3 separate regions of the Homo sapiens genome follow, and all the other regions are linked to region 3. Evidence: chromatin loops called from intact Hi-C (ENCODE). Cell type or tissue: Caco-2. All regions are shown on one strand.

Region 1 (8,000 bases), 140 kb before region 3:
ACTTTTTTGCTTTGTTTTTAATGATGCTTGTTTTGTTTTTCTCTTTTTGAAGTTGGTGAATGGGATATTTGCAATAAAATAGCATTTAGATGCAATTAGATAAATAGATGATATTTATGAATAATGAGAAATAGATAAAATTTTATTAGAACTTGTGTTCATCATCATGTAGAATCTTTAAATGGTGTAAGAGATTGAAAATAGGTTGACCTCTTAGTGAAAAATACGTGTTTCTTTTCATACTTTGGGAAAGTTGATGAAAAGCTGTATTAGGGACATGGAAAGAAAAAACACTTTTAAAAGTACATAATTTGGGAGTAGTGAGTTGTTTTTTTTTTTTTTTTTTTGGAGTCCTGCTTTGTTGCCTAGGCTGGAGTGCAGTGGTGTGATCTCGGCTTACTGCAACCTCCGCCTTCTGGGCTCAAGCAATTCTCCTGTCTCAGCCTCCCGAGTTGCTGGGACTACAGGCGCATGCCACCATGCCTGGCTAATTTTTTTGCATTTTTAGTAGAGACAGGGTTTCACCATATTGGTCAGACTGGTCTCGAACTACTGACCTCAGGTAATCCACCATCTCAGCCTCCCAAAGTGCTGGGATTACAGGCGTGAGCGAATGTACCTGGCCGAGTATTTGAGATTTTTTTTTTTTTTTCAGACGGAGTTTTGCTCTGTTGCCAGGCTGGAGTGCAGTGGTACGATCTTGGCTCACTGCAACCTCCACCTCCTGGGTTCAAGCAATTCTCCTGCCTCAGCCTCCCAAGTAGCTGGGATTACAGGAGCTTGCCACCATGCCCAGCTAATTTTTGTATTTTCAGTAGAAACGGGGTTTCACCATGTTGACTGGGATGGTCTCGATCTCTTGACTTCGTGATCCGCCTGCCTCAGCCTCCCAAAGTGCTGGGTGGCGTGAGCCACCGCGTGCGGCCCGGAGTGGTTATTTTCATCTGGAAGATGAAAGTAGAAAGGAGTGCAGAGTAAGAGGAGGTGAGGCTTGAATAGCATCAAATAAGAAGGTGTTTGTCAGACAGACAAGGTGCAGGAAGTAGAGAGAACATGTTTGACATGGAACAAAGCAGTTTGGTGTGTTCAGAAATTTGTAATCTTTGTGTGTGGAGAGTAGGATGTTGGTTGTGGTCCTCCTCTCAGTTGATGACGGATAATGGTAGAGGGGGCAAGAGTCAGATCATAGAGAGCCTAACCAAGGAGTTCAAACTTTTATCTTACATGTAACAGGGAATGTGGGAGGTTTAATTTTTTTTTTTTTTTTTTTTTTTGAGACAGGGTCTTGCTCTGTTGCCTAGGCTGTAGTGCAGTGGCACAGTCATGATTCACTGCGGTGTCAGCCTTCTGGGCACAAGTGATCCTCCCACTTCAGCCTCCCAAGTGGCTGGGAATACAGATATACTCCAGTCCACACAGATAAATTTTTAATTTTTTAGAGAGACAGGGTCTCGCCCTGTTCCCAGGGCTGGTCTGGACCTCCTGGGCTCAAGCAGTCCTCCTGCTGTAGCCTCTTAAAGTGCCGTGATTATAGGCGTGAGTCACCATGCCCAGCCAAAAAAATTTTATCTAAAATGACCTCTAATAGAGGAGTTGCAAGAATCTTGTATACCCTTTACCCAGATTCACCAATTGAAAATGATTTGCTATATTTGCTTTATTGTGTTTGCTCTCTCTATAGGTACCATTTTTTTCCCCTAAATCATTTGCTAGTTTGTCCCTAACTACCTCTGTGTATATTTCCTAAGAGCAAGGACATTTCCTTATATGATTATAGTATATTACCAAATTAAAGAAATGTAACATTGATATTCTATTATCTGATATAGTCTATATTCAGATGTTCTAAAAGTGATCTTTATAGCATTTTTTTTTCCTGGTCCAGGATCCAATCTGGAAATATATACTGCATTTAGTTGTTAAGCACTTGAAAGTTTTAAGCAAGATAGAGTATGAAATACATTTTAGAAAGATCTCCTGACCTCAGTGTGGGGGTGGACTGGAAAGATCTCTAAACACAGGCAGAAAGATTGTAATAGTCTAAGATGAGAAATGATAACACAGTAGCTGCTGAAATAGACACATCAACAAAAAAAAAATTTTAAGTAGAGTCCATGAAATCTGAAGCTTATATAAAAATTTGGAGATGGGACAGTGGGTGAATGAGAAAGATAATTTGAGAATGACTCCCAGGTTCCTGGCTTGAAGGACTATCTGAATTATGAGAGACTTTTAGAAGGTATCAAATGAATTAAAAAGAAGAATTAAAGAGCAGATATGTGAAGGGGACGCATGATGAGAAATATATGCTTGGGAATCATCAGTATTATTGTGAGTGAAGTGAAAGGAGTAGTTGATAGAACAAGTATTGGGGAAACAAGAGAGAACTAGAAGGAGTGACAGGAAGTAGAAATATTTGAAGAGAAGGCAGAGGAAGAAGAGCCAACAAAGAAATAGAGAAGGAAGGAGGAGAGAGTAGTATTTTGGAAGTGAGTTAAAGGAGGGAGTTCAATAACTGAAGATGCTAAGTAGACTCCAAGTAAGTTGTATACTGAAAATAGTCATTTGGAGTGGCCAGTTGGAAGCTTATTGGTACCCTTACTAAAGCAGCCTCAGTAAGGCAGCAGGAACATGAGCCAGATCACAGAGGATCGAGGGCTGAGAAGGATGAAGTGGGGAGAGATGGAGTTGCTTATATTATTATTATTTTTTTTTCTTTGAGACAGAGCCTTGCTCTGTCACCAGGCTGGAGTGCAGTGGTGTGATATCGGCTCACTGCAGCCTCTGCCTCCTGGGTTCAAGCCATTCTCTTGCCTCAGTCTCCTGAGTAGCTGGGACTACAGGCGTTTACCACCACACTGGGCTAATTTTTGTATTTTTAGTAGAGATGGGGTGTCACCATCTTGGCCAGGATGGTCTCGATCCCTTGACCTTGTGATCCGCCCGCCTTGGCCTCCGAAAGTGTTGGGATCACAGACGTGAGCCACCGCGCCTGGCAGAGTTGCTTATTTTTTTTAGGAAATTTGACTCTGAAGGACAGTAGAGATAAGGAACTGGCTGAATCTAGGGAAGATTTTTTTCTTCTCTTTCTTAACTAAATGGGATTGCTCCTGGAAAAGAGTTCCTGCTTTTGTGTCTTTTTTTTTTTTTTTTTGAGACGGAGTTTTGCTCTTGTTGCCCAGGCTGGAGTGCCATGGCACGATCTCAGCTCACTGCAACCTGCACCTCCCGAGTTCAAGAGATTATCCTGCCTCAGCCTCCCCAGTAGCTGGGATTACAGGCATACACCACCACACCTGGCTAATTTTGTATTTTTGTTAGAGACGGGGTTTCTCCATGTTGGTTAGACTGGTTTCGAACTCCCAACCTCAGGTGATCTGCCCACCTCGGCCTCCCAAAGTGTTGGGATTACAGGTGTGAGCCACCGCGCCCAGCCTGGTTTTGTTTCTTTTGAAGTATATGGAATGATTTGGGATTATTCTTGATGTTATGGCACTATTTGTATAATCTAAGACATTTTTAAAAAGCATTTATTTGTGGCTTGAATTTTAAATTGAATTTTAAAAAAAATTATTGAGGAAAATTTGAAATATACTCATAGAGAAACTAATGTCTTTTATATACAGCCCCAAGTTTTAACAGTTAATGTTTTTGTCAGTCTTTTTCACCTTGATCTATTTTAATGCAATTCCAGATACCTTGTAATTCATTTCAGCTGTAAATGCCTAAGTAAAGATCATGATTTTACATGATTTTCTTTGCATGATTTTTGCAGATTTTCTAAGTAGTCCCACTTTAGGATCCAAAAGTAAAACCGAATTATTAATATTACAGAAGAATTACTTACCTAGCAGTGGATTTATCAAAGCATTCCTTAATGTGTGATAAAATTTAATATAAATTTTCAAGATTACATAGTGTATAATCTGAGGTTGACTTAGGAACATCTATGTTGAGGAACCTCAAATACTATATAAATACAATTCTGAAAAATTTCTGCCATTTTTAAAATTTCTCTCTATTCACTGCTACTTTTATCTACCCTACTGTAGTAACTTAACTGTCCTCCTTGCTTCTAGTATTTCCATATTTTAATTCGTCTTCCATATCCGTAGAATTCATTTTCTAAAACACAAATATGATAATTCTGTTATATCCGTGTTTAAAAATATCTAGCTAATTTCACGTTCTTAGTAAAGTTCTTCACAGCCAGGCCCTTTCTGTCCCTTCTCTGTCTCCATTCCTTCCATACCTTTTGGGTGTAATTATTCTGTCTGCTGTTTTTTGACCCACTGTGTGTGTTTTTTTTTTCTTCCACTTAAGATGTCCCTTCTGACAGAAATGCCCTCTCCATCAATCCATTTTGATTGGAAAACTCCCACTGGTATTTTGAGATTTAGCTAAAATCTCACGTGTTACCTTCTTTTTGGTAGCTTTCTTTGACACCAGTTTTGACCGAATTAGATTAGATAATCCCTTATCTGCATTCTTGTAATACTTGCTAGTAGCCCTTATAGCTCTTACACAGTATGCTGTAGTTATTTACATTCCTGTCTCTTACGCATACCCTCACCTTCCACCCTTACCTAACTACAAGCTGTAGGTTGTCCCAGCAGCCAGCACAGTGCCTGTAAATCATAGGAATTCAGTAATAGTTCATTGAAATTAATCAAATTATTTTTAGCATCCACATTTAAGATATAATTGAGATGCTGTTATACTCCTAGCATAATATGTATAATAATAGGCTTTGAAACAAAGCTAAAATTACTCTTCTTTAGTGTATTATAGTTATTAAGCAATTTTTATGCTACTTTTATCCAATAAAGGTCATTTATGGAGGGCCTACCTGTGTATCAAACATGGAGTTGCTAGATATAAGATCTGCTTTTTTATCTTATAGGCAGAATTAGACAGAAAAAGAATAGCAAACAAGAAAGATTGGTTAACACAGTGAGCTGAGTGTTAAAACAGTGGAAAACGGTATGAATGAGAAGGTATTTTCACATATTGACTTAAAAAGGAATGCTATTAAGCATAAGGAGGGTTCTGTGAGAAAAATATATTTTAGTGAATGTAACAATTCAGTAGGGAGACCTTGATTTAAGGGACCATAGCTTGTGATAAAAACAACAGTTCTTTACATATTTTTGCCTTTGTCTGTTTTTTAAAATAAAATGTTCATAATGTGTCACAGTTTTTGTTATATTTATTTTTGTAAAATATTTTCTGTTCCCTTTTTGTAGGTTCTGTTGTAGTTTTTCCTGAGACCACTAGAATGCACTATAATGCAGTATTTTGTGTTTGAAAATGTTTTTCTTTTATATATATATAAAAAATATAAACTCCATAACATTTTATTGCTACTATTATTTTAAAAGCTTTAATATAATCTGTCTTCAGACTAGTTACATTCAGTTGCTATTTTGACTTCTAGCAGGTATTACTACTTTGTCTTATGGTAAATGAAGTGTGTTTCTGGAAAAATAAGAGATTGACAGTTACATTTAGAACTTTGTTTACTTTCTAGTAACTGCAAGTCAGATGAATGTCTGTAAATCTTACCTTCTGATGATCAATAGTATTACAAATACATTGAACTAGATGGGCAAACATTTCGTCCAGTGATAAAATCTTTGTGGTTAAGAGACACATTGAAAATAGATGTTCTAAATAATTTGGACTAAACATATTTACTAAAAATTAAGTATCTATATAGTTAATTAATCAAATAACAGCAAAAATAGTCTCCCTTCTGCCTCAGTTCATTGATTTCCTTTCCCAAGGAAATCTTATCAACTGATATCTTACGTATTATGTATCCTTCCAGAAAGATTCATATGCATAGGCTAATGAAATAGATATGTATCTTTTAAAAAATGTATGGAGACATACATAGTATTTTGTACCTTTTACTTTTTGCTTAAGAGATCAGTTCATTGGCATATGAATATATTTTTTTCCTTCTTAATGTGTAAATGTTACTATAAAATATTTCATACATACGTGTAAGATATAAAGACTGTTATAAAAAATACTCATGTACCCATCACCTACCTTAAGAAATAGGACATCAACTGCCTATAATTTTCATAGGTTTTCTTAGAATTCCTCTCTGTCTAAAACTTTTTTTTCTGTTGTGACTGCAAAATGATTATTATTGCAAAATAAGAAAGATTTCAGTATTTTACACATTTGAGCAAATAATTTTTCATTTCCTTTCTACTTTTCTTTTTTTCTTTTTTTTTTTTTTTCTTTTTTTTGTTTTTGAGACAGGGTCTCACTGTGTCACTCAGGCTGGAGTGCAGTGGCATGATCTTGGCTCACTCACTGCAACCTCTGCAGCCGGGTTTAAGTGATTCTCCCACCTTAGCCTCCCGAGTAACTGGGATTACAGGTACACCACCATGCCTAGCTAATTTTTGTATTTTTTGATAGAGACAGGGTTTCACCATGTTAGCCAGGCTGATCTCAAACTCCTGACCTCTGGTGATCCATCTACCTTGGCCTCCCAAAGTGTTAGGATTACAGGCATGAGCCCCCGTGCCCAGCCACTACTTTTCTTAAATTATGAAAAAACCTAACGGTAAGTGCTCTATTAGGTTTTTATAAAGAAAAAAAAAACTTTCAAATTTGGCTGTGTTACACTTTGCTTCCTTTATTACTTTATTATTTTGGTTTTTCAAATTGTTGTTTATATTAATGTCCCAGTCTTTTTTTTTTATTTATTTTTATTTTTTATTTTTTTATTGATCATTCTTGGGTGTTTCTCACAGAGTCCCAGTCTTAACACATTGAATATTTATTATAAATGGCCTCAATATTTTAGGGAGCCAACAAGTGAAAATATGCAAATAGATTAAGCAGATATGGCTATTTTTAGTCACCCTTTTAAAAATTTCTACATTATCTGGGTTATTTTTCTAGTCTCATGGTTAAATCCGAGATAGTTAAATCAGATGGTTAAATCCTATTAACCAGAATGATAACATTCTGTCAACTTTGAAAAGAAGATAAAACAGTATTCCCATTCACAGTTCTTTTTGAGCAAAAGACAAGGGATATCTTGACTAGTATAAAAAAATTCCTTTCTACTGGAATATCTTATTCAACATTGATGATTTGGGCTGGGGTTTTCCCCCTTGGATTGTGCAGTATAATGCATATTTGGCAAATCATGATTATCTGACAAGTCATATAATATTGTAGATGACTTTTCTTTTTTTAAGAAGCTCAATTTTTTGAGAAAAGTCTTCTACAAATTTATTTCACAATCCAAACCTTTTTTTTTTTTTTAACTGTTTTTGATAGTAAAATTTAGCTTTGGCAATCATCAGGAAAATTTGAATACTACAGAAACCAGGATGTTATATCGTTCATTTTGTTATTACAGAAAGAAGAGTTAATGATTCCCAGAGTTATTCCTTTATTTTGTTATAAGGATACTTGATGGTATAACAACAGCAACAACGAAAAGGCAAGCACTTTTGTATTATAACTTTGACACCATGGAAAGCTATGAGCCTTTGAAAGTTCTAGGAGTGTTCAGCCAGGACTACTGAATTCTTGTGACTACTACTATTGTGTATGTTAATTTAAACATATTTTAAGATGGTCTGTATTTTCTCATTTCTTTGTTAGAGCCAAATACCACAAGTTGAAATACGGGACAGAATTGAATCAGGGAGATATGAAGCCTCCAAGCTATGATTCTGGTAAGCTAATTTTAATGGAAGTTTAAGTGTTAAAAAGAAGTTAATGTCTAGTATTTTCTAGCAGCATTTACAACTGTAAGTTACTTTCTAATTATTTGTGTATTAGTTATTTTTTCTGACCTGCTTGTCTTTTGGCACCATTTAGTGTCATTTAGATCATTTTCCACCACCTTCCTTCCTTTTCCCTCTTCCCCTTTCTTTTAGTTCCCCATTTTCTGCTTATGTTCTACACTTACTGGAAGGATCAGAGTTCATGGGGTAACATGCACCAGCATAACCTTGTCT
Region 2 (8,000 bases), 89 kb after region 3:
GAATATGGAGACATCTATATATATGTGTGTGTATATATATATATAACCCCCTCTAATTGTCTTGTGAAGAATATAATTATGTCAAATTTCATTTTTGTATACATGTAAGTCTCTGGTTAGGTAAACATGCATATTTAAAATATACCATAATTTTCATAGCACTATTTCGATACTTCTTCATTTAGCAATGTACAGAGAGTCTCAACAGTGAAATTTTCCTGGCCACATTTTGACACTGGAGAGGTCCCAGTGCATAGAACCATAGGATTGAGAGGGAAGCTTAGAGACTATCTTGTGTAACTTCTTCATTTCGTATGTGATGAAATAGAGATGGAGACATTGAGTAACCTCTCCAGTGCACCATGGCTAAATGCCCTTCTACTGACAGACAGGCCCATTGTGTTCTGTCTTGTCCCCACTGCTGCTGATGCTTGGCTCACACCTCCAAGTGTTAGCAAGGAGAGGGGAAGTTGCACATGTGGACACAGCATCATGGGAACATGTTGGGGGCCATGAAGTTTTTATTATATAAATGCTTTCTAAAGTAATCTTTTTTTTTTTAATATGTGGGGAATAAAAGATTACATTTCTTTTCTTTTCTTTTCTTTTCTTTTTTTTGAGACCAGGTCTCACTTTGTTGCCCAGGCTGGAGTGTAGTGGCGTGATCTCAGCTCACTGCAACCTCTGCCTCCCAGGTTCAAGTGATTCTCCTGCCTCAGCCTCCCGAGTAGCTGGGATTACAGGCACCCGCCATCATGCCTGGCTAATTTTTGTATTTTTGGTAGAGATGGGGTTTCACCATGTTGGCCAGGCTGGTCTCGAACTCCTGACCTCAGGTGATCCACCCACCTCGGCCTCCCAAAGTGCTGGGATTACAGGTGTGAGCCACTGCGCCAGGCCAAGATTACATTGCTATAGAAGTTTTGACATTTCAAAACTCCTTTGGAGCTGAGAACCACTATTGACCCTTGTGGCCGCCCTGGGAGGGAGGGTGTACAGGCATTGCTATTTCTGTTTTCCAAAGAGAGAAACAAAAGTCAAGAAATGTTATATATGTTTTCCAAGGTAATAGGTAGTGGCAGAGCTGTTACTATAATTTAGGACTCCTGGCTTGGCGCATGCATTGAACCATACTGCTTTCCTGTATTCAATGTGTCTTATAGGAATCATAGCTGAGAACCATTCTCAAACCTCATGTATTTTCTCTGAAAGAAACTATTCTTCATGTGATCAGTAACTTGGTGGAAAAGACAGATCTTCTTAACAATATTCATGAATTAAACAGTTTTAGGATAGATATTAAGCATTTCCAATCTTCCTAAGGTATTTTTATTTTTTTTAGTGGTGAGGCATAAGATATATTTAAATGAAGCTTAGTCTGGGAAACCAGCATATTGCAATAAAAAAATGCAAGTCTTTGCAATCTTGTAATTCTTTGTCTAAAGCTTTTTGTACAAAAGAGGGTATTTTAATTCAATAAATAAAAGATGGGCACTTCCAGCTCTCCTACCAGCACTAGCTACCACTTGCAGCTAACACACATAGAGAGAAAATACACAAACAAACAGTGTTTGATCCTGCTTTGCTGCAGGGTGTTTTCATCTTTCAAGAGACCAAGGGAAAAACAACCTCAGAACTTTACCACCAAAACTTCCAAATTTATTGCAACACAACGTAACGGCAAAATACTATTTTCTTAGCACACGCAATTTTGAGCAACCACCACGGCCAAGAATGCTTGTTTTTATTTTTACAATAAGTCCAAAGAAAATTTTTAATTCCACTCTTGATTTAGGAATGGCAAAGATGCTGTGGGTTGTTTGGAGAAAACTGTCATGTCTAATTATTCAGTCTTATCCTCTCTCTTTAACCTGTGCTTGAGGCGTTTATTTCATGTTTATACTAGTTGGACACAAATCATACTTAAAAGAGATTTCATATCCTGTCTTCCTGTGAAAAGCTGAGCTACGATGGCAGACTTAACAATGCCAGCCCCTTGTTGGGCTTATCAGTAACAGAAGCATTCAGCCTAAGAAAACACTTTAAGTGTAAACAAGACACAGAATCGCACATCTAGCCACATTCCACTGAAATCTGTCTGAATAGAGAGAAGTAGAGATCCACACGAAATAGTTTCTCTTTTAAGTTAGCACCAATGTGCCCATTTCTCATACTGCCATTCACAATCTTTATAAGCAATTTGCTATATTGCTATTACATTCCACATATTCCAAGCAAAGTTTTTAAAAAAGCAAGATAATAGAGACTTAAATTACTTTAAAATTCTACACAAATGTCATACTTTTCAACTTATTTGTAACCATAATTAAATTGGTTTAAAGGAACAGTAAAAATCTTGTTATAATATTAATATCAATGCAGTTTATTTATAATTGATAAATATATATGTATATTACTAGTTGTTTACAAGGATGCCAAGTACCATCCACTTTCATCTCAACTCTCTTGAAACTGAAATTTGCTTACTCGGTCAAGCTTTGTATTGTAGTTTCTTAAAGACAAATACGTTTCAATGATAATGAATGGAAAGTAACTATATACACAGCTTAGAAATTCATCAGACATACCTTGTTTGAAGAAGGCAATTTTTTTTTCAAAAAATTTTCACCACACAGAATGAATATTCTTTTTCCCTTAGGCTTTCCTGCATCACAAATCCCATCCAAATTATTCTAAGGAAGAAACAGGGAGAGGTCCAAGAACCTTTTCTCTTCTTCTCAGAGGAGCTAATCGAACAGTCCCATCAACCTCTCAGTACTTTGAAAAACACATTTTACACCCCCCCCCACACACATACACACACACACATGCTCACACATACTGCTTCTCACACTGGTTTTAGTGCTGAATTAGGCGGTCCTCTTTCAAATTTCCACTCCCACTGCTTTTTTTTTTTTTTTTTTTTGTAAGGATTTCTAAATATTCTTTTGTAGCCCAAAGCACAAACTTTCAGTAAGCAAATTCTACAATTTGACATTCTAAAAAGTAGAGGAGGACCACTTAGATAAAAATGGAAAGTAAAAGATATGTTTTAAAAATTACTTCAGCAGGGGCAATTCAATTTTTTCTTTCTTTTTCAAAAGCTAGTGAACAGCTGGACTGAACTGCACAAAGAAGGAAAACTGTGCAAACACTCTCAAACTTATTCTACTGGACTCCCACTTTTGAATTGAAAATATGTACTTTTTCCTACATATTAATGCTATTTTTTTGTTTTGTTTTGCTTCAGTCCTTTCTGCGTTTTGGCAAGTTTTATGAAATGACTCAATTATATGCTGGTAGTTACAGGACACAAGATAATCATAGTGGGAAGCAAAACCTGACTCATGTTTCAAAAAAAATACTGATGAATAATCTCACATGAAATCTGCCAGTTTTAGTTATTTATATATTAGTGTCATCAATGAAATCTAAGAGATTCAGATTCAAAATGTGTATTAACGTATCACATCATTAAAAAAAAATCAGACCAAAAAAAAGTACATCTGGCAGATCTTGAGATTCCAGTGTCCATCAGTGTGGCAGAGCATCTGTTTTCAAGCACAGGAGAAGGTAGCAAAGAGTCATTCCTCCTCCTGCTGGGGAGTGTGCACTCACGCAGCTAGGGAGGAGAACCTTCTTCCATTCGAGAAGCCTCCTGTCCTCATCTGTTGGCCCTGGAACTGCTCCTTATTTAAGATAATTGTTTGACAGATCTTGTGCTCTAATGCCAAGTTATACATGGGATGATTGCTGGCACGTCTTCATTGGCTATATAAAATGTGGCCGAGAAGATAGGCTCTCACGGTAAGAAGTCTGTGTTGATTAGGAGTAACTTTGGCCCAGCTCTCTGGTCTAAAGCTCTCAAATGTGACTATGTGAATCTGGGTGGGATTCATCTGCTCAATGCCATTGTGCAGAGATGCATAAGCTTTTTAATGCTATAAAACATGGTAGCTGAAATTAAATGCCACTTTTTCAGAGGTGAATTAATGAAGAGCCTGATGAAATTCAAAGCTTTTTGATGTATAAAACTTGATAAATGGAATGATTCCATCAATAGGCGAAGTGTAGCAAGCTATCTAGATGGATAGTATGTAATTTCTGCACAGGTCACTGTTAAATAAATACATCACTGTACACTGATCAGGAATCTTCCTCCATTAAAGGAACATGAAGACTAAAAAAAGGGAGATAATGATTTGAATGTTATTTAATCATTTTTACCCTTACTTCTTTTGGTTCTGCAATGAAATTATTTCTCAATCCTCTTTATTCCTCCACTAAATTCTGAGCCCAGGTTCTTTGGTGGTAAGGATGATAATGCTGTAACACTGAGGATCCCCTGTCCTACCACTTGAATTAGGGCAGGTTCAGAATGGCAGCCTAAGCATAATTCATAATCACATTATTCCTAATACTACTACTACTAATGCTGCTGGACTCGGTGGCTCAAGCCTGTAATCCCAGCACTTTGGGAGGCCGAGGCAGGCAGATCACCTAAGGTCAGGAGTTCAAGACCAGCCTGGCCAACATGGTGAAACCCCATCTCTACCAAAAATACAAAAATTAGCCAGGCGTGTGATGGCGGGTGCCTGTAATCCCAGCTACTCGGGAGGCTGAGGCAGGAGAATCACTTGAACCTGGGAGGTGGAGGTTGCAGTGAGCCGAGATCGCACCACTGCACTCCAGCCTGGTTGACAGAGCAAGACTTGGTCTCAAAAAATAATAATAATAATAATAATAATGCTAGTTGCTGTTTATCAAATACTTACTTTTACTAAGGACAGCAACCCTGTACATATATCATTACATTTAATATTTAGAAGAATGTAGAAGGATTAGTAGTATAATCTCCATTCTATAGATAAGAGAACTGAGGCCTAAAGAGATTAAGCAACTTTCCCAGGGTCATGCAGCCAATAAGGCAAGATATTGGATTCAAATCCAAGGCTTCTTGACTCCAAAGCAATGGTGCTCTATTAAGACTTAGAGCTTCTTTTCTTTTACTATAATAGTTTAACTTGTTTTCTTATGGTAAATAAGGCAAAATCAAATATAAATGTATTGAAAAGCATATGAAGAGATGCTCACTTGCAGTGATGAAGAATTTTGGAAATAGTAGTGATGGTTGCACAATATTATGAATGTAATTACTGCTACTGTATTGTACACTTAAAAATGGAAAAAATGGCAAATTTTATTACATTTTTTTTACCACAGTTAAAAATGGTAAAAAAGGAGCCATTCTCTTTTAAAAAACAATGACATATCATTTTGTTTTCATCATCTTGGCAAAAATTAGAAATCTGAAGAAAGATCATGGCAGACATGTCATAACCATGATGAGCTGCTACTGGTGAAGACAAATGTGGCTATTCTAGAGGAAAATCCAGAAGTACTTGGTTGAATTACCTGTGTACCCCAGGATCCATCCACCTCTTTCTGGGGGTATATTCGTCAGTGAGCTTCTCACACAGGGCCACTAGAAGTCCATGACCAGAGAATTCATGAGTTAAGTATGGGAGAAGCACACCACGAGGTACTGTTCAGAAGCTGGAAGCAAAGGCCTGGAGCCCTCGTACGTGCTGTCCCCGAAGTATTCTCTCGGATATCTGCGTGGCTCCCATGCTCACCTTCTTAAAATCTAGGCTCAAATGTTACCTCTTGAGTGAGCCCTTTCCTGGCTGTCCTGTTTAAAATGGCACCAACATTCCAAGCCTTTCCTTTTCCTCTTCCCTGTTTTATTCTTCTCTCTAGTACTTATTGTCCTTTAATAATATTTACTACTTGATTTTTTTTTTTTTTGAGTTGGAGTCTCACTCTGTCGCCCAGGCAGGAGTGCAGTGGTGCGATCTCGGCTCACTGCAAGCTCCGCCTCCCGGGTTCACGCCATTCTCCTGCCTCACCCTCCCGCGTAGCTGGGACTACAGGCGCCCGCTACCGCGCCCGGCTAATTTTTTGTGTTTTTAGTAGAGATGGGGTTTCACCGTGTTAGCCAGGATGGTCTCGAGCTCCTGAGCTCGTGATCCGCCCACCTCGGACTCCCAAAGTGTTGGGATTACAGGTGTGAGCCACTGCGCCCGGCCCTACTACTTGATTTTTAAATCGAGCGTCCCCCTCTAGAAAATAGGATCCAGGAAGGCAGGAGTTTTTATCTGCTTTGATCAGTGATGCATTCCTAGCCGTTGAAGCCAACATATAATAGGGCATACAATAAGTATTAACTAAAAAATGATTGAAAATACATTAGAATGGCTGCCTATGGGAAAATAGGATAGGAATGGAGAATTGGGATAAAATGGAATAAAAAACATTAAGGCAAAAGTCCTGGGGCCTTGCATGGACCACTAGTGATGGTGCCAGGAGTGGAATCAACCCTCCATCCCAGACGTCTGGCAGCAACAAAAACACTTACAACAAAATCAATCGAGGTGGTGGCCTTGGGGAAATCTTTTCTCTTTTTAAAGTAAAACAAGATCACAACTTCCTGGTGAGTGGCCTTGAGCTTGCTACTTGGCATAAACTGAACTATGTTATTTCAAGTTGAGAACAAGAATTGTGATGTTCACTTTTTCCTGCTATTACTACTTAAAATTCTGTTTTACTTATAAATCACCTATGGTTGCTTGAATGCATCAGTTCTTTCTTAAATAACTGTTTATCACCACGTAAACTTAGTATCCCAGTCTTGTATTGTATCCAGCACAAAAACTCGAATCTCTTTTAGAACATTCTCTATTAAAAGTTTTTATTATTGTCATAGACATTGAATTTGATGACTCTTTAGTATACTGCCTCATTTTTTTCTTCATTCTGGAGACAGAATGTGGAGAAATCAATGCATTCTTCATATCACAAATCCATTCTTTTATGTGACTTTTAAAAATTCAGTGTGGCAATTTAAGAGTCTAAGTAATGAGATAGTCTTTTCAGACACTCCTGATACTTTTACTGTGTGCAGGTATAAAACACAAGAGTTACACCTTTCATAACACAAGCTCACTTAAATGTCTAAGGCAACATCATCTTTGATGCTGCATCAATATTTCATAGAAATGTGATTTGCCTTGAACGCTTCTACAACAGTTTTGAGACTGTTTTCTCCCTGCACTTTGGCAGATGTTTACTGCAAGCATCCATCAGTTGTTATTTCAGTTTCCTGGACACTGCTGAATATGACTGCTAAGTATACATGTTTGGTGTAGTTTCAATGTGAATGGGAAATTTGCCAGTGTAATTTGTTTTTGTTAAATGTACACTATCACCATCAAAAGAGATTTTGCTGAGCAATGTAAAAAAAGCCTCCAAAACGAGAATGAAGAGTTTCTTAAGAATATGTCAGGGAGAAAAACATGATTATTAGATAGGAGTCCTTGATTACTAGGTAAAAGGTAGGCTCTGAGAAGAGCAAATGATGAACCTGTAGAATTCATTTTCTTTAGGCTATTTTTTTACAAAAGGAAGTCAGAAAGATCACTACTCCCAAATGCTTCCTTGAAAGAAATGAGCTGGAACCACTGTATCAAGTATTAGACAATACCTACAATATTCTAGGCCAAACTAACAAAAAATGAATGTGGGTAAGTCACTGTGATTGTAAGAATATAAAAGAGATTAAAAGATCTAAAGGATGATACTGGGAGCTGGAAGCTATCCTGTAGATCCTACACTACAGAGCGTTGCTGGTCTGGCAGATTAGAAAAATACAAAAGTGCCTTATACAAAAACGAGGGCTCAAAATGGTGGGCAGGAGATTATAGGCCTTATATCTCCCTATTATGCCAAATAAGCACATGAAGGCTAAAATAAAAGATTGGTTCACAGAACACTGGTCAGCTGGGGCTCTGCTGATCTAAGCTGTTCTGTGCTGTGCGACTCTGCTTCCCATTATATGTCTATGGGTTGGCTAGGGAACCTCTGCTCTACATGTGTTTATTTTGTTGTCCATGCTGCTGGGACAGCAGCTATACAGGAGAACTCATGGCAATGGCAAAGTC
Region 3 (8,000 bases):
CCTGAGCTTGAGAGGTGACATTTGCAGCAATGGGTTATTTTTATCTAATTGAGTGTGACTACATACAAGTGCCAGTTAACTCATCTATTAATTTTTCCTGACAGGAATAGAAGGTAGTATCAAATGTGTTATCGGAATTAAATTCTAAAAACACAAATGTAGGTTCTTATGAAAATAAAGCATTTTATTTATTTCTCTTGACAACTCAAAAATTAATATTGATCTCTTTGATAGAGCAAACTTTGTTAAAATAAAACCTCTGAAGGCGCTGGAGACCCCGCGGGTGTTGTCAGGTATGGATAGTTTTTCTTTTCAGGAGGGTGAGTAAGCTGTGACCGCACTTCTAAGCAATAGGCACCAAAGGTTATGATGGTTTCCACTTCCGTCACCCCTTCCACACCCACTGGTCCTTTGTAGAAGGCATGATACCCATCCTGCCCTCAATGATTCTTGGTCAAAAGGCTACCTATTTAAGATGTGTGTATAAATTTAAGATTATGCACGCTTGTTCTTTTGATTGTTTATTATCAATATCTATGTATCTGTTTCAGTGAGAAACCTATTCATATCTGAAATAAGAGTGATTTATTACCGCCAAATGAAAGATTGAGACTGGATGTCAACACGAGCCCTCCATTTCTATCCTAAGTATAATAATAGAGCAGGTTGGCGAAAGTCATCTAGGTGCTCAGCTGACTGATGGGGGCCGTCTCTCTTCCCACCCATTCTTCTCCATTGCCTGGTGAGTTTTTCCAGTACCAGTGCAGGGGCCTAAGGTTATTTGGAGAAAAGAGAAGATACAACCTAAAGCACCATGTTCTCTAGGCGTCTAACCTATAGGTGGATAGGTTGTAGCACAGGGTGGAGTCCCTCAAACAAATGCTGTAATAGGGTTGAAAGCAGATCCAACCTTCATGATCTACAGATGAGGAAACTGACAATCAGAGAGGCGAAGGCCTAGCCCAAGGCCACAGAGCTGGTTATTGGCTAAGTTAACACTCACACGCATCTCTCCTGTTTTCCAGACAAATAAATATTCTTGAGTGCAAATGCCATCTACTTACAAGTGTTTTTTAATCTGTCCCTTCCTTCAGGAAGTCTCAGATTTCTTAAAGGCATCTGGATTCCTTCAGTTTTTTCATTTACATTTGCATTAGGGAAGAGAACAAATCTGTGCTCAAGGACATGTTGGTAATATTTGTGGCATAAAATTAAGCACGTGGCATAAAATTAAGCACATGGCATGACTTCCTTTCTGGATTCAGAACATTAACTGCACTTACCCATACTGGACAACACCCATCAGTGGACCGGCAGGGCCAATGTCAAGAGCTTGGGCAACATCAGCCAGGAGCTGCTTCTGGATTCGGAATCGCCGTTTGCCAATGCTGGTGCTCCCATCAATTAAAAACGACAAGTCAATTTTGCAGTCTGCGGAACGGAAAAAGACTCTATTATTCTCATGATCTCTCACTGCATTTACCTGGGCATCCTCTTGTTCCTCTTTCTCCATCAGAGCCCCCTGAGAAATGAAAAGAAAGGGAAAAAGAGGTAGGAAGATGCAGGGTATATTTATTTACATCCCACAGGGGTTTCCCTGAGCACCAGGGTCTTGGACACTTAGGCTAGTCCTTATTTCCATAACTGTTTAAAACTCTATGTATCTGCCACAATTATGGGTTTCAGAAGCAGCGACGTCCTAGCCAAGCTAGGGAAGGCTGTCAATGGTTTCCTAGGCTAAGATCTTGTAAGTGCAGACTCCCCGTTGTGAGAATTCATCAAGACTGAGTCGCAAGAGCGTGTGGCTTTTTGCTCTCATCCTAACTTTTTAGAAACCAGTGTTGGATTTTTATAAGGTGTGAGAGATCTGCAAGGCCAGCACTGAGGGAGGGCAGGAATTATAGAATAAGAAATTGATATCAATCTTCTCCTTCATTTCCCTGGGCGAGGGAACCAAAGAAATTATCTACATATATGTATAGGATGTCAGCCCTTGTTCGTAGCTATCCGAGATTTTTTTTCTTTCTTTCTTTTAGTTGTGATGAGGACCAGGATAGTTATTCTGCCTTAGGATCTCTGGATCTCTGTGGATATATGAAGGTTATAAGAGAGGTAAAGGGATGGATGGGCTGCAAGCTCTTTTCACCCTTTCAAACATCAAAAGGAACTAGTGAAAAGCCACACAGGCTAATGGAAATTAGTGTTTCCTTTGCGGTAGACAGGAATGATATCATCTCAGTATAAAACTGACTATTCAGTGCTGATCAGAGGTTCTTATTGGGAGCTATAGATCCCTTTGATTAGTAAAAAGTGAAAAATAAATTATTTAACAGTTGCAATTTAGAAGACAAAAATGTTTCAAAACAGAGCTCCATATAGGAAAAAAAAAAAAGAGTGAGTAAAGTTGGAAATTTCTAGGCTGGTGTATCCGAGAGGACACTGGGGCACTGCCCATTGTGGGTGGGGAGCAGCGGCCAGACGGACCTGCACCTCTCTAATCTGCACACAACCACCCATGTTCTCCACGGTGCATTGTTGCCACAGAGCTGGAGTCTTCCCATTCTTCAGGAGGAGAAGCTCTGTAGGTGGAGAGGGTTGTTGCTGGTTTTAAAAAATTGTTTTAAAGATGAAAGCAATAAATGAACATGAGTTGACAAAGTTTTGAGCAGAAGAATTGATGAGAAATATTTATTGCTGAGTGCTACTGCAGAACTGTGATTAGGAGAAAAGTTATACCTGAGAATGTGTTTTATTATCTTGCAGTGTTGCATGGCAATCAAAACCAGGGAAGTAGGAGATGAGAGGGACCCGTCTGGCACTGGCTGACTTCACTCCATCTAGAATCAGGGCACCTGTTTGTACCTTGGCTCAGTAGCAAATCTCAAAAGAAAAGCTTTTACCTCCTGTCTGCCTGGGCGTTCAGTGCCTACCAATTCATCCTTTTCAACTGGCTTCCCTTGTCCTTTGCTGTCCCCAAACTGCCTATACCCAAGCATGATCTTGAGATGAAGAATGAAAGAGGCAAATAAAGTCCAGAAGCAGAGTTGAAAAATGCCACTAAAACCTGGGGTAAAGGAAAGGAGAAGCAGCATGTGATTCTCATATGCAGCTTATCATGTTGTGGATTCCCAAGCAAGGCCAACTCATTTTTTTTTTCTGGCGGGGCTTGCAGTGTGAATTGTTGCCAGCAGGTGGCAGTGGAGTTCTTCAGGGTTTGCCGCCTACTAGCACCTACAGTTTGCTAGACTCTCAGGCTCCACCCAAACCTATAGAGACAGACGTGCATTTTAACAAGATCCCCAGGTGATTCCTGTGCACAGTAAAGTTGGAGAAGTAATCCTGAGGTGGAGTTTCCCTTCCAGATGTCAGCAGATTAGTTCAATATACCTTTTGGAATAAAGTATTTTTGGGAACAAGTGTTAATTAGAGTAAGGGCCAGAGGGGATTTTCTTTTTACATGAATAAAGTACATGGATATTGTAGCATCTATTTTGATTCCTCACAGGCAGTTTTTCTCCTTATTTCTTACATCTGGAATTGTTTTCAGGATTAACGTATTCATCTTATAGTTAGGTCTTAAGAAGGTGAGCTGTTTCTCTATTTGCTTAATTCTCTTTACTCACTGGCCTGATGGCTGATACCACGGTTACTTTTGCTCCTCTTTTAAATGACAATGGTTCCAGCTCAGGGCATGTTTTGACTGAGACCCATGACTTTCTTATATAGAGGTGAAAACATTCTGATCTGAAGATGCCAGCATCAGTGCTAACAGGTAGAATTGGGTTATACAATGTTCAGTGTGAGCAATTTATTATGGCTAAAGAAGAGATCAGAGGTTGAAAGTCAAGGAAGAGAAAGTAAGATATAGTATCTATGGGAATCACTCTATCAATGTATTTAATTGCTGTAGTTTCCTTCAACATGGTACCATTTTATAGACTAATGCTTTGTGTTGTCCAATACATCAGGCCAGTGTTTCTTAACTCTGGATACATACCACAGTCATGTACATATCAGGGTTGCTAATGCAGCTTCAACAAATGAAGACTCCTGGGATTCACTCTGTAAAGTGCTTCTCAAGGGTAAATGTGCAAAGGAATCAATCACTGTAGAACCAGCAGGTCTGTGTTTCTAACAAGCTCCCTGGTGATGCTGATGCTGATTCTGCTGGTCTCCAGACCACACTTTGGGTAGCAAGGTCTAGGGAGAACCTGATACAGTAGGTATGAGGCAGGAAGATGGGCATCTTTAATAATGTCTTCAGGTGATTCTCATATGCAGCAAGGTTGAGCCTCACTGTCCATTGGTGGCTGACTAGTAGTGACTTTCTAGCGGAATATGCAGGTGCTTTCTTTCCATACCTTGCAGGCTACTACTATGTCTTTCTCATTTTCCTTGTTTTTCTCTGGTTCTTCCTTTCTGATATCCTCAGGTGGTTTCTCCTCCACCTAGTGTTGTTCTCCAGGCTTAAGTCTTCTGTATCTTCTTACTTTACTGTGTCTCCCTAAGTCACATTTTCTGTTCTCATAGCCTCGGTTTCGAACCATAGCTCATTGTCTTACAACTCTAAATTTCTGATTGGGCTGTTCCTTCTGAATGTCAGACCTGGGTAGTCTTCTCTCTACCAGATCAAATGTCTCGAAGAAAATGATAGACATAAACCTGCTTCATCCCCAGTGTTCCTCATTGTAGTACCATTTACCTAGTCGCTCAACTCATCTTTAACTTCTCCCTCTCTCGAACCTCCACCTTCCATCTTATAGATTCTCCCTTCTCTGTATCTCTTGAATATGCCCATTTATCTTCATTTCCACTTCCAACTCCGAGTTCTGGCCACCATCATTTGCAGTAGACCATTGCCCCTGCTAACCTGCCCGTCTCCTCCTTTCATCCTTCCTTGTCTTTCCGTTCCATCCCATTCTTCACCCTGTTGCCATAGTGATGTTAAAACATTTTGATCCTCTCCCCCTCATGCACATAGACAGTTTATATCCTTCAAAAGCTTCCCTTTCCCCTTAGAACAAGGTGTCAGAAGAGAGGAGATAAATAGATCCACGGTAGGAGAGAGGCAGGTTTGAGTGGGAGTGAGTGGGAAGAGAGGAGAGAGCAGTTCAGATGTCAAAGACACCGTGGGTTTCTAGTTGTCAATTAACTTACTTGGATCTCCCAGGGATACTGGCTCCAAAGACTGTGTGCTCAATTCTTCTTTTGGAACAAGTCCTGGAAAGAGCAGTAAAACTTTTGGTGACTTACAAGGAAAGGAAGCAGCTGGCCTTACCCCATGGGAGGGGACATAATGGATATTCACACCCAGCTTGGGGGCTTGGCTTAAAGCTAACTGTGCTTTTTTTCACATCACCCCCATCCTGAGAAAAATAATAAATTAATATTTACTTACAGCCTATCAAAAACATAGTACTCTGCTGGGGGATTTGAAATCAGGAGACTTGAGTTCTGTTCTTGTTAATTTATTCTTTATTCTGAGCCTTAGTTTTGTCATCTGAAAGCGTTAAGCACTTGGCCATTGTAAATTATGTCTCTGTAAAATTCTGAAAATCTTGAGCCACAGAATGTGTCTTGCTCGAATAAACCTCCACCGTGCCAAGATCATGTAGGTCCTCAGTCAACATTTGGTGATTGACACAATGAACGAAGATGAGTAAGGCACAAGAAGGACAATCTAATGAGGATTGGATGTGGACTGGAGGAAGACAGTTTATTTAAAAGTAACTCACATAAGAGGGCTTAAAATGCAACTCCTCCCTCCCAGGTGTTTGAGACTAGAAGTAGAGATTCAAAAAGGTTTCATGCTCTCAGAAGCTGTGTGTGTGAGTTGCATTTCAGCCTTGGGGAAGGGGGTGTCTTTAGAGCCATGTACATGGGAGCCAAGTTCATAAATATACCATTTAAAGAAATAAAGACAATAAAAGCGAATCCTTTTAGGCTTGGTAACACGAATGGGCTTCCCAGGCAGAGCACGCTTGCAGCACTGGAAGTGAGTCTCCCCGTTTTCAGGAGGCCCGGAAGTTCCGGGATTCCCCGGAGTGGAGGAAGGTGCGGGGGTCTTCGCTCGCGCTTGGCTGCAGTGAGCTTTCTACTGGCTTGTTATTTTTTCCAGTTTGCAAAGCACATGATTTCATCCTTCCGTTAAAGGTCAGCTAGCTCATCCCACTTCCTCACATCATTTTAAACATTCACTTTGGGTGGCTAACAGCATTTCTCAGCCAGGAGCCTGTCGTGGAAACGCCCCAAGACTCTGCGTTGGAGGAAGGGGAGAAGTACAAGTCCAGAGGCGGAGTCCTCTCCTTCACCTCCTTCTTCCCCTACCAGTACAATCTTCCCTCCCATGAAGAGCTGGAAGGTCTTGTGTGTTGGAGTTTCAAATATTTAATGCAGTACGCAGCAAACAACACCCATTCTCGTGAAGGGAAAACCTGAAAGCCATTTTGCAAAGGAGGAAGTGGAGTTGGAGGAAGTTAAAGTGTGCTGCCAGATAGAGTCAGGGTCCAAACCCATTTTGAGGGTGGGAAACTAGCTCCCTTCTGGCTTTTTGTCTTCACGTTTCCTCTCTCCCTTTTGTTATCCAATATTGCCCCTTACCCCAGGCCTCCCTAGGGAGGGAGTTTCAATGTGCCCTTTGTAGGACCCTTAAATCAGAGGCGGGAGCCATTAGAAATCCTAGGCTAGTGGAGCTCGGCCGCTATGCCAGCTGGATTATTAGACTCTTAGTTCTGCTATCCTGCGCATCTTGATCCACGCGTGGCTGAGAGGTTGGGCTGTATAATTACCTTCATCTAAAAGGACCGATCCAGGTTTCCATGAGTCCATCTCTCCTGATTTTCAAAATTGAAAAGAAACAAACTTGTTACTTAAACCAAACCAGCAGAAACTCTTGAGTGAATTGCCGGGATGATAAGGTTTCCCAATTGTGTCTGAAAGTTCAATAAAGGAACAGAGGGCCAGAATTTTGGATGAAGCAACCTGAAATCTGTATGATTTTTTAAAATCTGAAGCTCTTAAAGTCAAAGGCATAAACATCTTTACCAATTTCTTTTTCATTATGCACCAAGAATCTTGGAATAATGGGAATCCTTGGATTCAAAAGGAACTAAAAATTCATCCACTCCAAACCACCTCCCAATCTGTTTTTGCAACATCCCTGGCCTGTGAGTGGCTGGCTAGTGCTTGATACCTCCAGAGACAGGGGATTCATTACATATTCAACCAAAGTAGTAGATTCCTTCTTGCACTGTTGAGACTGAATCTTTTGCCCTAAATCCTTTCCCATCTATCCATACATCCACACTTATTAAGCACTCACTATATGCCTAATATCGTTCTAGGTACATTTGTCCCACCTGTTTGAATTCCCTTCCTTGGAACTACACTGAACAAATATGGCCCCTTCAGAGATCAGGCAATCCGCTTATTTCCCGAGATTCTGCTTCTCACTGTGTGACTCAAGCAGAATAAAGGAAAGTAGCACCTGGACCTGTATGCAGTAAGATGTTTAATGGCCTTCAACCACAAACTGGTGCTAATGAAGTAGAAGGGGTGGAGGGGAGGAGGAGAGTCTTACTCAATAATCTCTGATCTTTTTTGGAAAATCATGGCTGAGAGGGGCTCAGGGACAGCACAAATGTGTCAGGAAGCCTTATAACACACAAATGGCTGTTTCCCTTTCTTTCTGCCCCTCTCCCTCCTTTCCTCTCTTTTCCATGTCTCCCCTCCCTCCCTCCATCCCACCCTCCCTCCTTCTCTATTTTAGCTCAGAAAGTTGAGAGCATGATCAACTGTTTTATTTCTTAAAGGCTATCAGCTTTTCTGCCAGCTGAAATTACTAACACACTGAAAAAAGGGTGATATTTTTCTTTATGTGATGAAGATGCCAGACAGTTTTGAAAGGCAATCTGTTACTGCACATTCTGGTTTAATGGTGAGACCTGAGTTTAATCTAGTTCGGTCATTAACCAGGTGTGTGACCTTGAGCTAGTCACATA

What was found. Hi-C counts contacts between places; a loop is a spot of excess contacts. Peaks named below come from ENCODE experiments on the same cell type or tissue, not always from the same donor. Only the 100,000 strongest peaks of a DNase experiment are listed, where the experiment ranks them.
Region 1: a loop joins it to region 3, with 5 times the contacts of the local background. A loop is called at or near these places in 22 of 110 quality-filtered maps.
Region 2: a loop joins it to region 3, with 8 times the contacts of the local background. A loop is called at or near these places in 15 of 110 quality-filtered maps.

What each region holds. Positions count from the first base shown.
Region 1 is chr2:36,915,793-36,923,792 of GRCh38, reverse strand. STRN (striatin) reads left to right here. Exons shown (of 18, transcript NM_003162.4): 3 at 7,642-7,715. Among named protein-coding and RNA genes, the nearest start is that of STRN, 47 kb to the left of the region's middle. In Caco-2, no CTCF peak of the experiment used is centred here; a DNase peak (open chromatin) is centred at 4,592.
Region 2 is chr2:36,691,562-36,699,561 of GRCh38, reverse strand. It overlaps VIT (vitrin), which reads right to left and starts at 2,855. Exons shown (of 16, transcript NM_053276.4): 1 at 2,589-2,855. The region is part of intron 2 of LOC124905990 (a long non-coding RNA gene); the gene reads left to right. In Caco-2, a CTCF peak has its summit at 3,577; no DNase peak of the experiment used is centred here.
Region 3 is chr2:36,780,560-36,788,559 of GRCh38, reverse strand. It overlaps VIT (vitrin), which reads right to left. Exons shown (of 16, transcript NM_053276.4): 10 at 6,789-6,833; 11 at 5,158-5,220; 12 at 1,284-1,431. All of the region lies in intron 1 of LOC124905990 (a long non-coding RNA gene), which reads left to right. Among named protein-coding and RNA genes, the nearest start is that of VIT, 88 kb to the right of the region's middle. In Caco-2, a CTCF peak has its summit at 3,180 (motif pointing right); a DNase peak (open chromatin) is centred at 3,219.